2 separate regions of the Homo sapiens genome follow, and region 2 is linked to region 1. The links are chromatin contacts, found by Hi-C or POLR2A ChIA-PET in ENCODE. All regions are on one chromosome and are shown on one strand. The core of a region is the stretch at or near the end of the contact, and the rest is flanking DNA. Distances in the headings are between cores, read along the strand shown. Region 1 holds the start of KCNJ2 (potassium inwardly rectifying channel subfamily J member 2). Region 2 has its middle 240 kb from the start of KCNJ2.

Evidence for each region. Hi-C counts contacts between places; a loop is a spot of excess contacts on that map. ChIA-PET counts read pairs that join two places held with the same protein, here RNA polymerase II (POLR2A). Pooled maps may share reads with other maps.
Region 2: a loop to region 1 is called in a map of PC-3, with 8 times the contacts of the local background. The contact joins the enhancer-like site here to the promoter of KCNJ2 in region 1. A Hi-C loop is called at or near these places in 2 of 168 maps with a recorded cell type or tissue (IMR-90 and PC-3) and 5 of 50 pooled maps. POLR2A ChIA-PET finds 5 or more read pairs at or near these places in 4 of 52 experiments (H1, MCF 10A, PC-3 and 1 more).

What each region holds. Positions count from the first base shown.
Region 1 is chr17:70,167,262-70,173,910 of GRCh38, forward strand. It overlaps KCNJ2 (potassium inwardly rectifying channel subfamily J member 2), which reads left to right and starts at 2,271. Exons shown (of 2, transcript NM_000891.3): 1 at 2,271-2,440. KCNJ2-AS1 (KCNJ2 antisense RNA 1) reads right to left here and starts at 2,141. Exons shown (of 1, transcript NR_036534.1): 1 at 1-2,141. RefSeq lists a silencer at 1,867-2,326.
Region 2 is chr17:70,401,469-70,407,851 of GRCh38, forward strand. No RefSeq gene overlaps it. Among named protein-coding and RNA genes, the nearest start is that of KCNJ2, 240 kb to the left of the region's middle. Within about 2 kb of position 4,368, at least 4 of the 41 ENCODE cell types and tissues checked have a DNase peak (open chromatin) inside an H3K27ac peak, as active enhancers do; they include PC-3, where a contact is called at or near this core.

The DNA.
Region 1 (6,649 bases), core at 1,021-3,520:
TCCTTCAGTCTTTGGGAGGAGAGAATGTTGGGGGATGTGCTGCTGATAATTGATGAGAGAGAGCAGGATACATTTATTATGACCTTCCTCCCGCTGCCCAGCTAAATTTATACAGCCAACCATAATCTAATAACTCTGTGTTCCTTTCTTTAAAGATTTTCCTATCATATGAAACTATTTCGGCCTGTGGTGTATTCTTTCTAATTAGAGTAGAATACTAAAGCAAAACCATTTCAATCCAAGTTGCATAAAAATGCCATCCCTTTCCGAGTGACTGGTTTTCAAAGCGAGCTCATTACCTGGAAAAACAACAACAACAAAAGTGTTGCCTCTCTGAATTCACGTGGTTTGGAAAATTCTTAGCCATCTACAGATGCACCAACTGAATCATAATAAAGAAGAGAAAATCTATAAATGATTAATTTCCTTTTTCTATTTAGGCTTAACATGTTTTAAGGGATAATTAAACTTTTGGCCTGTTTCTTAGAAGTCCAGGAGGAAGCATATTTCAGAAGAAGCTTATTGAACTGAGCGGTGAACTCATTCATTATCCTTTGGTTAATACAGAGTGAACTTGTCTACCCTCAGGTTCATTTAGCTTTAGGCTACAGCCTAGATTCTTAGACATCCGTCTATTTTACAGTATTAATTCAAGCTGTTTATAAATAACACATGACTAAATAGATGTTAAAGAAGACCTCCCTTGGGGCAGGCATTATTCCCACGTGCATGGCAACAGAGTTCGTAACAGGGCTTGGTGAACAGTATAATCTCAACACATTAACTGGGACCACATCGCCATTTGGCTATCAGAGCAGCCACACCGAGTGCATCATCTCTTGCACACCCTTTTAATTTAAGTACCTTGCTCAGTGCTAAGAAAAAAGGCACACTTGTTAAGGCAGGAGTAAGTGCGGATCTGCGAAACCTAAGCAAGCATATTTCACCAGCACCTCCTAGGGGCCACGTGTGGATATGAGGATGGGAGGTGGGGACTCGCACAGAACCTTTCCTTGAATTGTCAGTTTCACCTCTCCTACACACAAAAATCCACCCCGACTGCGCCGTCCACAATACCAGCTAGTTTGCTGAATTAGTTCAGCGACTCAAGGAGGCCTTACGAGGTTTAAATAAACTGCACAAAAGACACATTTGATCGCTCGAGAAAATAAACATTTAAAAAACTCAGTGGAAAGAAAGACTCCTAAAATATATCCTGTCCTTTAGGAGCAAAGCTTCGTTAGGACACCGAAGTACTCAGAAATAATAGGCACTTACTCTTCGGTTTACACACACACACACACACACACACACGGATTAGTTTATAAAGTTCCAGGATCCAGACCCGGTTAACACTGAAGTTGCTTTTTAGGGGTCTGCGCGCTCTCGCCTGGCTGCTGGGAAGGAGGGCTGGGAGGCGCTGAAGCGAGGGCAGATCTGAGTGTCTGTAGGAGTTGCTATTCCAAAAAAAATCATTACTCTCTAATTGTTCTGATTTTAGATCAGCAAAGCGTGCCGGGCGGTGGTGGAGAGACTGAGGGCGGACAAGGCGAGAGGGAACGAGCCGTCCACCCTTCGGAGAAGCCTAGGCGCCTTGTAAGTAATTCGCGAACAGTCGGGAGAACAAACAGCCAAGCGGCGCTGCAGTGGCCGCACTTGCGCGCGTCTCAATCCTGGGGGCTCTGCGCGCCCGCCCCAGTCCCTCGCCCCATTGACTCAGTGGCTTCTCCGGGCGCTGCAGCCTCCGCGGGGGGCTTCGAAGGGCCGAGGGGCTCCGGCAGAGAGGGAGTGGAGAGGGAGACGCGCCGGGACCGACGAACAATCCTGCCCCTGCGGCAAAGGTCTCTACCCGGCGCTGGCACCTCGCAGGCCCCTCGAGGAGCACGCAGGGCAAGCGGCCCAAGAGCGGGGGAACCGGGAAGTGTGTGGGGCTCCAGACGGAGTAGGAAGCTTTGCCCAAGGCCAGGCTGCAATCAGGCAGCCGCAACAGCCGGGCGCGGAGCTTCCCACCTGCTGCTGTCCCAGCTGGGCCGCAACTTCCTCCTCCCCGGCCCGGGCCCGACTCCCCGGCCGGGCTCCGAGGGTGGAGGGGGACGAGGCGGCGGCAGGTTCCCTCCGCTGGCAACGCCTCGCAGCATCCTCCCCTCCCCGCCGCGGTTCCCGGGGCCGGCCGCGCGGCCAGGCGCGCTGCGATTGGCCGGCAGCGGCCGGGGGCGGGGCCAGGAGAGCCGGTGTCGCACGGACCGCCTCAAAAGAGCCCAGGATATTGCAGAGCGCACTGGAGCCCTGGCCAGCGCGCAGCCTTCCCGGCGCCGGCGGGCTGGGTCTTGGGAATTCTGGTTTGCTTTGGCTCACTCGCTTTTTACAAACCACTGGATCTTACATGCCTCTGTACCCCCCACTTCCACTCCATGTCCCCATGCTCCTGCGCCAGCAACAGGTAAGGGCTGCTGTGTTTTCTTCCTTTTCGCTCGCTGCCGGTGTGTCCTGGGGAATGGACTCTGGCCGCCGTCCCCTACCCTACCCTGCCCCGCTGCTCCAGAGGTGCCCAGCTGTCACACTGCTGTAGCGCTCACCCACACTCCGGAGTCCCAGATCATGCCTATATAGTTTGTGTGCGCACCAGAACATCCCCAGAGCTAAAAATACTGAGACATGCTTGGAACAGTTGAGCAATAGAAACAGATTTCTCTGCAGCATCTGTTTGTGCTCATAACTTCCAATGCACCAGCTGTAGCGAGATACTGGGTTTGGAGGCAAGGGCGAGAGCGTCTGTGTTCGGTTCTCACTCTAAGTGGGGAAAAAAAGAAAGAAAACGTGGTTGCGGGTTTGGGGGTGCGTCTTGAGCCCTGGTCTTAAACCTTGGCAAAGCTTGGGACTCAGCACTATTCTTGATCCTTGGCTTTTTTTTTTTTTCGTCATTGCTTCAAGTATAGCTGTGAGTTTCAAACAGAGTGAGTGTCTCAAAGTTGCCTTCCTGAAAGAAGAGCGGGAGCCCGAGTTGGATTTGAGCCTGAGGATCGCAAAACTTTCACATTACATATCACTCTCCCCTAACCAATTTGTTATTTTCAGTAATAATGGTATTAATACCTGGCTTGAAGACAGTGTGGTTTTAGGAAAGCAAAATAGTCAAAACGACTTGATTCTGCAAAAAGATTGCATCATAGCGTGGATTCATCATGACAATTGGAAAAAAAATAGGGATAGGGAATGGGCAGTTTAATGTCTGTGTCTGGGTAAGGATATCATAGGATGATCACTAGGATAAAAGGCTGTGAATTCCGACGATTTTCATAAATTCAGATTTTACCTGTTAGGAAATAAGGTGTTATTTGAAAACCTCGGATATGCAAAGAAACCATATTGCGTTTTATCATTTGTTTTCTTTTCACATTAATAATCAATAGGCTGCCAGATTTCCTCTCGCCAACCAATGTTGTGTGTCTGCTGTACATTATCTGTACACTTGTTAGCGTTTTCCTGCTCACTTCCAAATGTTTCATTTCTATTTGCCATTATCTGGAAAAATCCTGGTGCTCAGAAGGGGTAAGAGATGTTAATTGAAGCATGGTGGAAAGGGTGAGGATAAGGTCAAGGCCATTTTACTTAGCTTCCTCCTCTCTCATATTTTAATGACACTTTATTTTTTAATGTTCTTGGTCTCCATAAGAAATATTTGATCTAAACTCATGTGAATTTTGCTTTTAAAAAAAATAAAAGAACACAGTCTTTCTACATCCTTTGGATTCCTGAGTTGTAGAATCTCTGGTTAGCTGTAGCGTCCTTGTATGACTTTTGCGTAGCCTGAAAGATTGAAAACAGCTACCTGCACAGATTAAGTGTTTCAGATTTTTTTAAGTGTATATTTTTATTTACCAAACATGTCTGTTTTTCAGCGTATGCAAATGCTGAGCAGTGCTACAAGCCAAGTGTCGTTGAGTATAAATGTTAGACAGGGGGCTCACACGTAGATAGATGGGTATCCCCCTCCCCTCCCCACTTCCCCCTCCTCCTCCCTCATGTTTATTGAGCTTCTAAGAGGCTGCTTTCCTAGCAGTTGTGCTCACATAGCAACATGTGCCCAGAGCACACTCAGGCTGTTCTATATGGCGTCAGCTGGGGAATAGCTGCTCTAAACACTCATTAGCAGACCTCTCTCTCAGCCCAGTACGTTTTCTTTTGCTATCTTTATTTCCTATCCTTAGAAACTTTCTTATTTATTGCACACCATGACCATATTACAGGACACATTTACTCTCATTTGATTTTTTTTTTTAGTTATTTATAAGCCATATTGGAAGTATTACCTATATAGTCAAAGCAATTTAGATCCCCCATTTGTACCATGTGATCTCCTTGACCTTACATTTATCCATAGCTCTTTCTCCTTTAACATCTACCTAAGTTTAAAACGCTGAACTATTTTTTTCCATTGCTTATGCTTAATTTTGGCTCAGCCTATAAATAGTCTTAACATGAACAGCACCACATGTAACCTCTCAATTTCCCAAAAATACTTTCTACATCATGGGTTATGGCCTGGATAAAAATGATTATTTGTGTCCATGAAATTTACATCTAGACCCTTAAATATTTTGGCTGGAAGGGAGATTTACACATTGTTCATCAAATCAAATTTCAATTCTCTGGATTTGTATCACTTAGTGTTCTCATCTACTCCTCATTGATTGCATCTCAAACATTATTTTGAATATATGCTTGAAATAAAGTTGCATGTAAGCCCTGTTTTTTTAATGATAGCTTTTCTCAGCTGCTCACGAATTGGTAATTGCTAGTGAGAGGACCGGGCAAGGAAGTTTTCTGCTTGCTTAAAGTCGCTCAGGCATGTGGGCAGGTTAACAGTAAAAGCAATTTTTACCATGAAATATTAAGACCGTTACCCCATCAAACCTTGACAGGTTCTAGACTTTAGCTATGTAATCAGCTCCACAAAAAGTCTGCATACATATATGTGTGTGCACCTGCATACACACATAAATCTGTTTGGGGGCATATCTATTTAAAGTGGCAAAAGTTTTCTTTTTGCCAAAAAAAAAAAAAAAAAAAAAAAAAGCCCAAAACTCCTCTTTTTCTCTTTCCAGGAAGAAATGGTAAAATTTCTAAATGATGCTCCACATGTGGAACAAATTCTGTTATTAGCAATGGAAATAAGACAATAATAGTCTCTCAATACAGGCTACTTTCAAGATTCTAAATGTGGAAAGCTATTCATAGGAAGCTGGTATTGTGTGATTTGTGGAATTCAAACAAATGTCCTGGGGTCAAGATTTTTGGAAAGTCATAATTCAGTCTTTAGATTTCATATGGTTGTTATGTTTTAATCTGGAAGGAGTACAGAAATAAGTCAGAAGAAATTTGAGACTGTCTACTCATGGCCCCTAATGGTAACTCACATGGAAGGATTGTTTTGAATCATGAAAAGGGAATTTCTTGGTGTCAGCTTATAATACAAAGTTCTGAAGTCAATCAGAACTCAAAAATACAAAGCATTCATTGAATGAAGTTCTTCTCCTTTTTTTGAAACGTATACCTGCGTTTGGTGTTGTTGCTGTCTCTGTCTGTTTAGTAATGTGAGAAAACTAAGATGAAATAATTGCTTAAAAAATGCTGTCCATGTACAGGATCTAGAACTTCGAGGGGCAGGATTCTTGTTTCTTTGGTCCAAGTGCAAACTTCACAGGGAAGCAGACAAAACATTGAAGCAGGTGGAAGGTTAGGAAAGCACAGTAACTTCTTTTTATAAAGTAATTCAAAGGCACTTTCAAACTGAGCATCATTTAGGTGTCAAAAGCTGCCAAAATGTAACACACATTGCAATTTTCAAAGATGACTAATCTCAGGAAAAATGTGTTGGGGCACATTCTTGCATAATAACTTGGATAAAGAAGAAGTCAAAAGACAGTAACAAGGCATTTTCAAAGGCAATGCACCTTGCCTCTTCTTAAGGGAATGCACAAAAACAACATAAATGGATTGCTTTATTTGTTTGCGGCTGGCTTGGCTGATATCGGTTCTATTAACTGTTTAATCTTAATGGATTTAGAGGAGAAGGAAAAAGTGGAGTCTTCATTATCAGGCATCAACAAATTTCTGACTCTTTTCATGAGTTATTCATTGCCCCCCTTTAATATAGCAGAAGGATTTGGTTGTATGAAAAGTTGAAGATGGGCTTTATTTTTCAGTTCTAACTCTTATTAGTTTTGTTATTACACATTTGGTAAAGAAAACACCTTAGACTTTCTCTTAGCTTTTTGTTAGTTAGTCAAGGGAAATAGTTTCTTAGGAGTGAAGATGGAAAGTTGAAGTACATAGATAGTTCTTAGCTAGGGAAGACTGAGGCAATAGGAGAAAACTGAGAACTACTATTTGCACATATTAAGTAAAGGTGAGTGCCTTCTCCATAGGAACCTATACCAAATAACAGCGCTGGAAGTGAAAGTAAGCGGACTGGCATTTATGATCTGTCCTTACACAGTTGTCTCTGTCTGAGAGAACACAGCACTGGACTCACATGAAATGAGTTCCTGCCTTATCTCAATCCGCTAAAGACCTGGTCCTTTGGCACAACGGTGCTTACTTCCTAGCCTGTCATTACACATGACAGCCCCATCTCAGGAGAATTTCA
Region 2 (6,383 bases), core at 3,118-5,617, 240 kb after region 1:
CCTGCCCTTTACAGCTGGGATCTGATTCATAACCCCAGGTTTTCCCATTTTGTTCTAACTGGAGGGTCCATATCTGTTTCTGTTATACCTAAATGGTGGTTATTACTCAGCTCCTGGGAGAAAGCCTCAGCTAAGTTATGAAAAATAATTTTTGAAGAGTGACACAGAGAAACAGCCAGGAGGAAAAGGGAGTCTACTTTTCTGCTGCTTGCCTTAGGCCCCTGAGCGGTGGGCCCAATGTACCAAGAGTTAGAAGTACCCACAATCTTCCAGCCCCGAAGGAAATGTCCCCATTTACATCTGCAAAAGATATAACAAGGGTGTGTTCAAAGCTGTCACTCTGAGCTGTGCTTCCTAGGAGTTCAGGCTGCTCCCCTTTCCAGGGGAAGTTGAGGAGAGGACGGGGATGAAGTGGGGGAGGGAAGCAAAATTCTGTCATGTCCGTCAACAGGTGAAGCCTAAAAATTTCACTGGAAAAAGTTGTGGAAGAATTAACAGCTGCAGGCCTGTTTGGAGAAAGTCAGCAGAGTAGTTTCCATCTGGCATTTGTTTCATCTGCAGAAGAATTTTTTTTTCCTTTTTAAATAGGGCTTGAGCTGAAAGCCCACTTCATTTAGATGTTAAGTCCTAGGATACCAAGGACTTTGCAAACTGCCAGGATACCCTTCTCATTCCCTTCCTTGTACACCTCCCACCAGCCGGTCATCCTGGAGCTCAGTGGAAAAAAATAAGATCCAGGGATTAAAATAATTCTACTGCAAGGTGAGAACCTTCAGGCCACCTGCGCCCTCTTAGTCTCGAGCAGCATCAGCCACAGATGAATGGGCTGGATGAAAGAGGCACAGAGGTTTGCTTTCGTAGTCAACATATAATGCTGTGTACACAGATATTCAACAAGCTTCTGTGTATCTGGAATAAATAAATTTTAAAAAGAAACAACTAACAGCTTATTCAAGCATGCAGCTGAATACTGCATGGCCTCTTTAAGAAAGGGTGTTGTATAAAAGTAACCTGGTTTCAAGCTCCAATACATAAAACAAAATTGAAATGATGCAGTGAAGGTAATGATCATACAGTAAAATAGCCATCAGAAGAGCGAGAATGTAGGTTAAAGAATTTCAGAATACCTAAAAACCCTACTCCATAATTTTCAGAATCAATGGAAAACCAAAGAAAAAAAAAAAAAAATCAAAGCAAAACAAAACACCTCATTTGCTTAGATAAAATAGAATGTACATATCTGATATTTCCAGAAGCAAACTATTCTTACGGTTATCTTCCAGCGACTTAATTTTCCTTTTTTCATTTAGTATATAAGATTAGCTCAATGATAAACTCTTTGTTGGATTATTGGTGAGCCGCAGATTATCTTATTATTGATAAAAATATAGGGCAAGAAGGTGAAATAGGCAGATGACAGACAACCAAAGGGTAAGTTTACTCAAAAGTAAAACTCCATACAGGTACCAGATGGTGATATATATTGACTTATTTAGAAAGAATCTTCTAAGTCAATATTTCTTCTTCAGAAAGAAAGGTTGATTACAATCGCTCTAAACAGGATTATCTACCCTAGGGAGATTAGAAATGAACTTTCTGCTTTCATTCTCTGCCAGTAATATATTTATACCTTAAACAGGTCAAACTTCAAGTCATCTCAATTAGGATCAGCAAGTAAAGCTGCCACATAGCTTTAATCAGTGGGAACAAAATAAACTTACAGGCTGCTTCTTCTTCGAAGGTTTGTCTTTCTTGTTTGGCTAGGATGATGACACTGGGTCAGTGAAAGAAGGAGCCAGAGAGAGGAAGAAAAATGAATGGCTCGTAATTCTTTTATTCAGTCCTTAAGGATCTACAGTGGGTTTATCAAATAATGATAAATATCAGATAGAAATTTATTTTTTAGAATTCTCATTTATCGAATAATGGTGAATATCAGATAGAATTTTATTTTTCAGAATTCCTCTTGTGAAGAATATTATTGTTATATTTTTATAGAAAAAGTGTTTTGATAAGTTATCTAGAGTTGTGACTAAGACTGCAATTGTACGTTAAAGTAAAAAAAAAAAAAAAAAAAAGTAGCTGAGAAATCTTCAAAGGAGAGTAATGGTGCTTCCTTTTCCTGTGTGGCCATCCTATTTTATGGTGAAGACAAACGTTGCAGTATATGGAAAACACTTGGGGATTTCTTAAAATGCACATTCTGATTGAGTATAGCTGTAGTAGGCCTGAGTCTACATTTCAAAAAAGCTCCTAGGTGATGCTGATGCTGCTAGTCCAAGGACCACACTGATTGTCTACTTTATAGAATGCATTGATTCCATTTTCTTTGCATGTTTTGGGTGTAGGCATTGTAAGGGAACAAGTTACGTGTAATAAAGGACCTATCTAGAAAAGACAGGTGTCAAAGAATCTGGGTAATGCCTACCATAGTAGAATTATTAAGGAAGCTCAATGGGCAATATAGCTAAGAATGTTTAAGTTGGTGCTTTGGGGTATACAATGGCAAACCCTTCTCTATGCTCATACAATATATTCAATGAAGAGTTCTCGGCAAAACCAATAGGTTCTCAGTTTTCCATCCAGGTAGGCCTAGGAGAAACCGAAGATACAAGAGTAAGAAGATATGGAGCCAAATGGCATCTGAATGGCAAAAACAAAATAATAGCCAACATTTATTGGACATCTATCTGTGTTAGTCCAAGTGCTTTGCATTTTTGACTATTATTATTGCCATTTAACATGCAAGAAAACCTAGGACGTGGAGAGGTTAAATCTGCACCCAGGCTCTCTAACGCTTAACTACAAAGTCCAAAGACTACTATATTCAGTCACTCAAGAGTTGAAATGTATTTTCAGCTTGAAAATGATTTTCCCTCATTTTCAGCTTAAATGAGGCAAACTCAATCTTCTTCTCCCCTTGCTCTCTCCTTTTCTCTGTCCCTTCTCCTTGCTCTTTGTCTCTCTGTACCCTCTGCCCCAATAATTTCAGAGACAAGTACTCCTGAAGAATTCCTGAGAGCTACATTTTAGTTCATATTCTCTCACCTTATATAACATTTTGATTTTCTTTCCCTGTTTACAGTCACACCTTCAAACTGTACTAACACATCTTCATTCTGTTAGGTTAACTCGTGCTTTTGTGAGTCACAGGCTCTTAAGGTGAAATAAATGAAAGAAATCACAAAGGAATTATTACAAGTTTTATAGATACATTTTCCCTTTAAAAATTATATTTACTACCCGACTTAAAACATAGAATATTACCAAGCGTGTTGAAGCCCCCAAGTATTCTTCTCCAAAAGGTAACTACTACCCTAAATTTTGTATTCATGAGCCCCTCACTTTCCTTAATACCTTGAAAATAAATGAATGTGTTCCTAAAACAGATATTTTGCACATTTTGAACACTGCATAAATGACAACATTTAAAATGTTTTCTCCTGAAGTGTTTTTTCCCCCCAATCAACCTTATGTTTGTAAGATGCATTGATGTAGGTTTATATAGGTGGAGACCATTCGTTTTTTCACCACTGAACTACAAGGCATGGTTATGAATTATGAATATAACACAGTTGATTAGTCCCGTTGTTCACATGACATGTGGCTTAGTTCCAGGTTGTTTTGCTTTTGTTATTACAAATGTTTTTCTTAAATCCGTGAGTTCCACAATCTATTTTCTCTCTGCCTGCTGTTTTATATTCTCTTCCCTTCACTATTTCAGTAGCTCTCTTCCTTGGCTGCCTGTTGGAATACCTGGGGAAATTTTAGAACCCCTGATGCCCGTATTGCATGCTAGACCAAATATATAAGACTCTCTGAAGCTGGGACTCAGGTATTAATATTATATAAGGTTCTGTAGGTGCTGCCAAAATGCAGATAAGGTTTCATAACATTGCTTGAATTCCACCTTATTTGAAAGAAAAATTGCTTCCCTGGTTCCAGTTGCATTTAATATATTTTTCTAGAAAACTAACCTGAGAAATAAGAAGCTAAAATGCCCCTTCACACACTCAGGAATTTATTTTCATTAGTTGGTTTTATTTTGAGCTCGCTGGTTTGCATGTCCATCTGTCTGCTTATGTCACATGTGCCCAGTGGTTACATTATTGCCTAATAGACCTCTAAGCTGTGGCTTCTTCAGGAAGCATTATTTATTTATTCATTGAACTTTTTGGGTAACTTTGTAAAACAGAGTTCTGTTTACCCAGGGCCCAGAGGTAAAGACACAAAAGTAGACCCAGTCCTTTAAAAAGTTGAATCAGAGGGAAAGAATCACAGAATTTTACTCTAAAGTAAATATTAAACCTAGAATCATATGATCTGCCCTAGGAATTTGCAAACCACAGATACACCATCCCTTTTGCAGAAATATGTTCTTTTGGCCACTAGCCATTTCTTAAAGCTGAACCCTTGGTAAAGGATGAGTCAACAGGGTGCATCATGACTCAGGCTCCAAGTGAAACAGAGAATGAGTTGGTTTAATGGCTTTTAAAGTGGCTTTCTACCCTGTTATGCAAAGTGTAGCCCCAATATCCAAGAAAACAATAATTTAACATGATCCATTGGTTGGAACTGAACTCTTCATTACCCCAGTAGGACAGCATTAGATAAGGAGCTATTATGAGTCATTCCTTGTAGAGCTTAATAACAGCAACACAGAGGCAATTTGGATCAGTAAGCAACCAATACTCTCAAAGAACAGTGCACAGCAAAATAAAGCTGCTAGTGACATTCTCTGTCCTTTGAAGTGGGGGTGTCGTTAATGTTATTCGTCAACTATGTCAAGTATTTTCCCCAAAGGGTGTCCAGGAATCATTGGTATTAAGAATTACTCTCATCGCTTTTATCTATCCCAAACTCTTTTTTCTTGACCATCAAGATAATTTTTTAAAAATCAAGTTTTGTACCTTAATTTCCAAAAAATAAAAATTTGGAGGAAATGAACTTGCTGACAAATATAATCAAGGCCTATGTGACATCTACACAGCTCTCTTGCGATTATGTAAACTTTACAGAATTTTTTGTACATAACAGTCTAATACCTAACTGAGGAGTTTATTCAGGCAACAGATTTTATGCAGTTACATTATATAAGTGTTTGAATAAAACAGTAATCTGACTTCTCTTCTTGGACAAGTGACAATATTTTTGTCCTTCAAATTCTCTCAGATATGGAGGTTTGCTGACACTAGATAAAGAATCCTTATTAAAGTTTTCTAATTTCTGCAACCAGAATGACATGTTGCATTTGCCCATTTTTCTCTGAAGTGCTATTTGCATCACCAGAAACTTAAATAAGCCTAGATTAAAGGCATACTTTATGGGCATACATAAGCCTTTTCTTGAATGCATAAATTTTGGACCATTTCTTAACCTATATTTGGGTAGATGAATTTTGAACCATTTCCAAAATATTAAGTCCTTGATTGTATACTGGCAGAGAAGCAGAAAAATAAAAACAAATTAAATAGGAAAGGACGAGAGAGATTTTCACTTGCTTGTTTGTTTTCTCAAGATAAAAATGAAATGGCAGGCTGATTATGAGCATTTACCAATTATATTGCCAGGTACCCCAGTTTTTTTTTCTTACTCACACACTTGAATGCCACAGAATGTTTGGGAAAGGTTCAGCAGCAAATCTAATGCTCTCCCACTGGGGTAGTGAACCTATGTGTTCCCTGTACTTGGGTGAAGGATAATAATAATAAAAACATATATTTGGTGAAAATATTTATATACTTTAGTTACCCAGTAGTTATCATCTATAAAATATGTTGAATTTCATTTATCCATATGGGAGGTAGAGAATTAAATATATATTCAAAAAATGATAGAAGGAAGAGAAAAATGTTAAAGAAGTCAGAGAAAGAGGGGCAATCCCCATTTGTTATTCAGTTTTTCTTTATTGGCTCTTATAAGTAGTTTCTCATTGAAATTGTTGCTAAAGAAGCCTAAAGAAGATTTGACTCTCTTGGACATCTGTTTATTTATAAAACTAAGACTATAGGAAACCCTACACAAATTTTTGTGTGGAGGCTTTATAATTTACATTTCTGCCACTGGACAGGAAAATGTGTCTGCAAAATGAAAGCAGAACAAGTAAATTATGCTTGTGTTCAGGGCTTTTCTATTCAATCTGTCTGGATATCTGCTTCTTTATTTCTATTTATTAAGAGCTGTATTAACACAAAGTACCCCACATTAAGCAATAGCTTATGTCATTGTAATAACATTTGAGTTACCACATACATGTCGTGTGATCTAAATTCTGGTGAAAGGATGATTAATAAGTCAAATGTATATGAAGAACATGCTTCATATTTTGAGATGAGCTACTATGAAATTGTTTCTACTGATGTAGTTTAATGGAAGAAAATGAA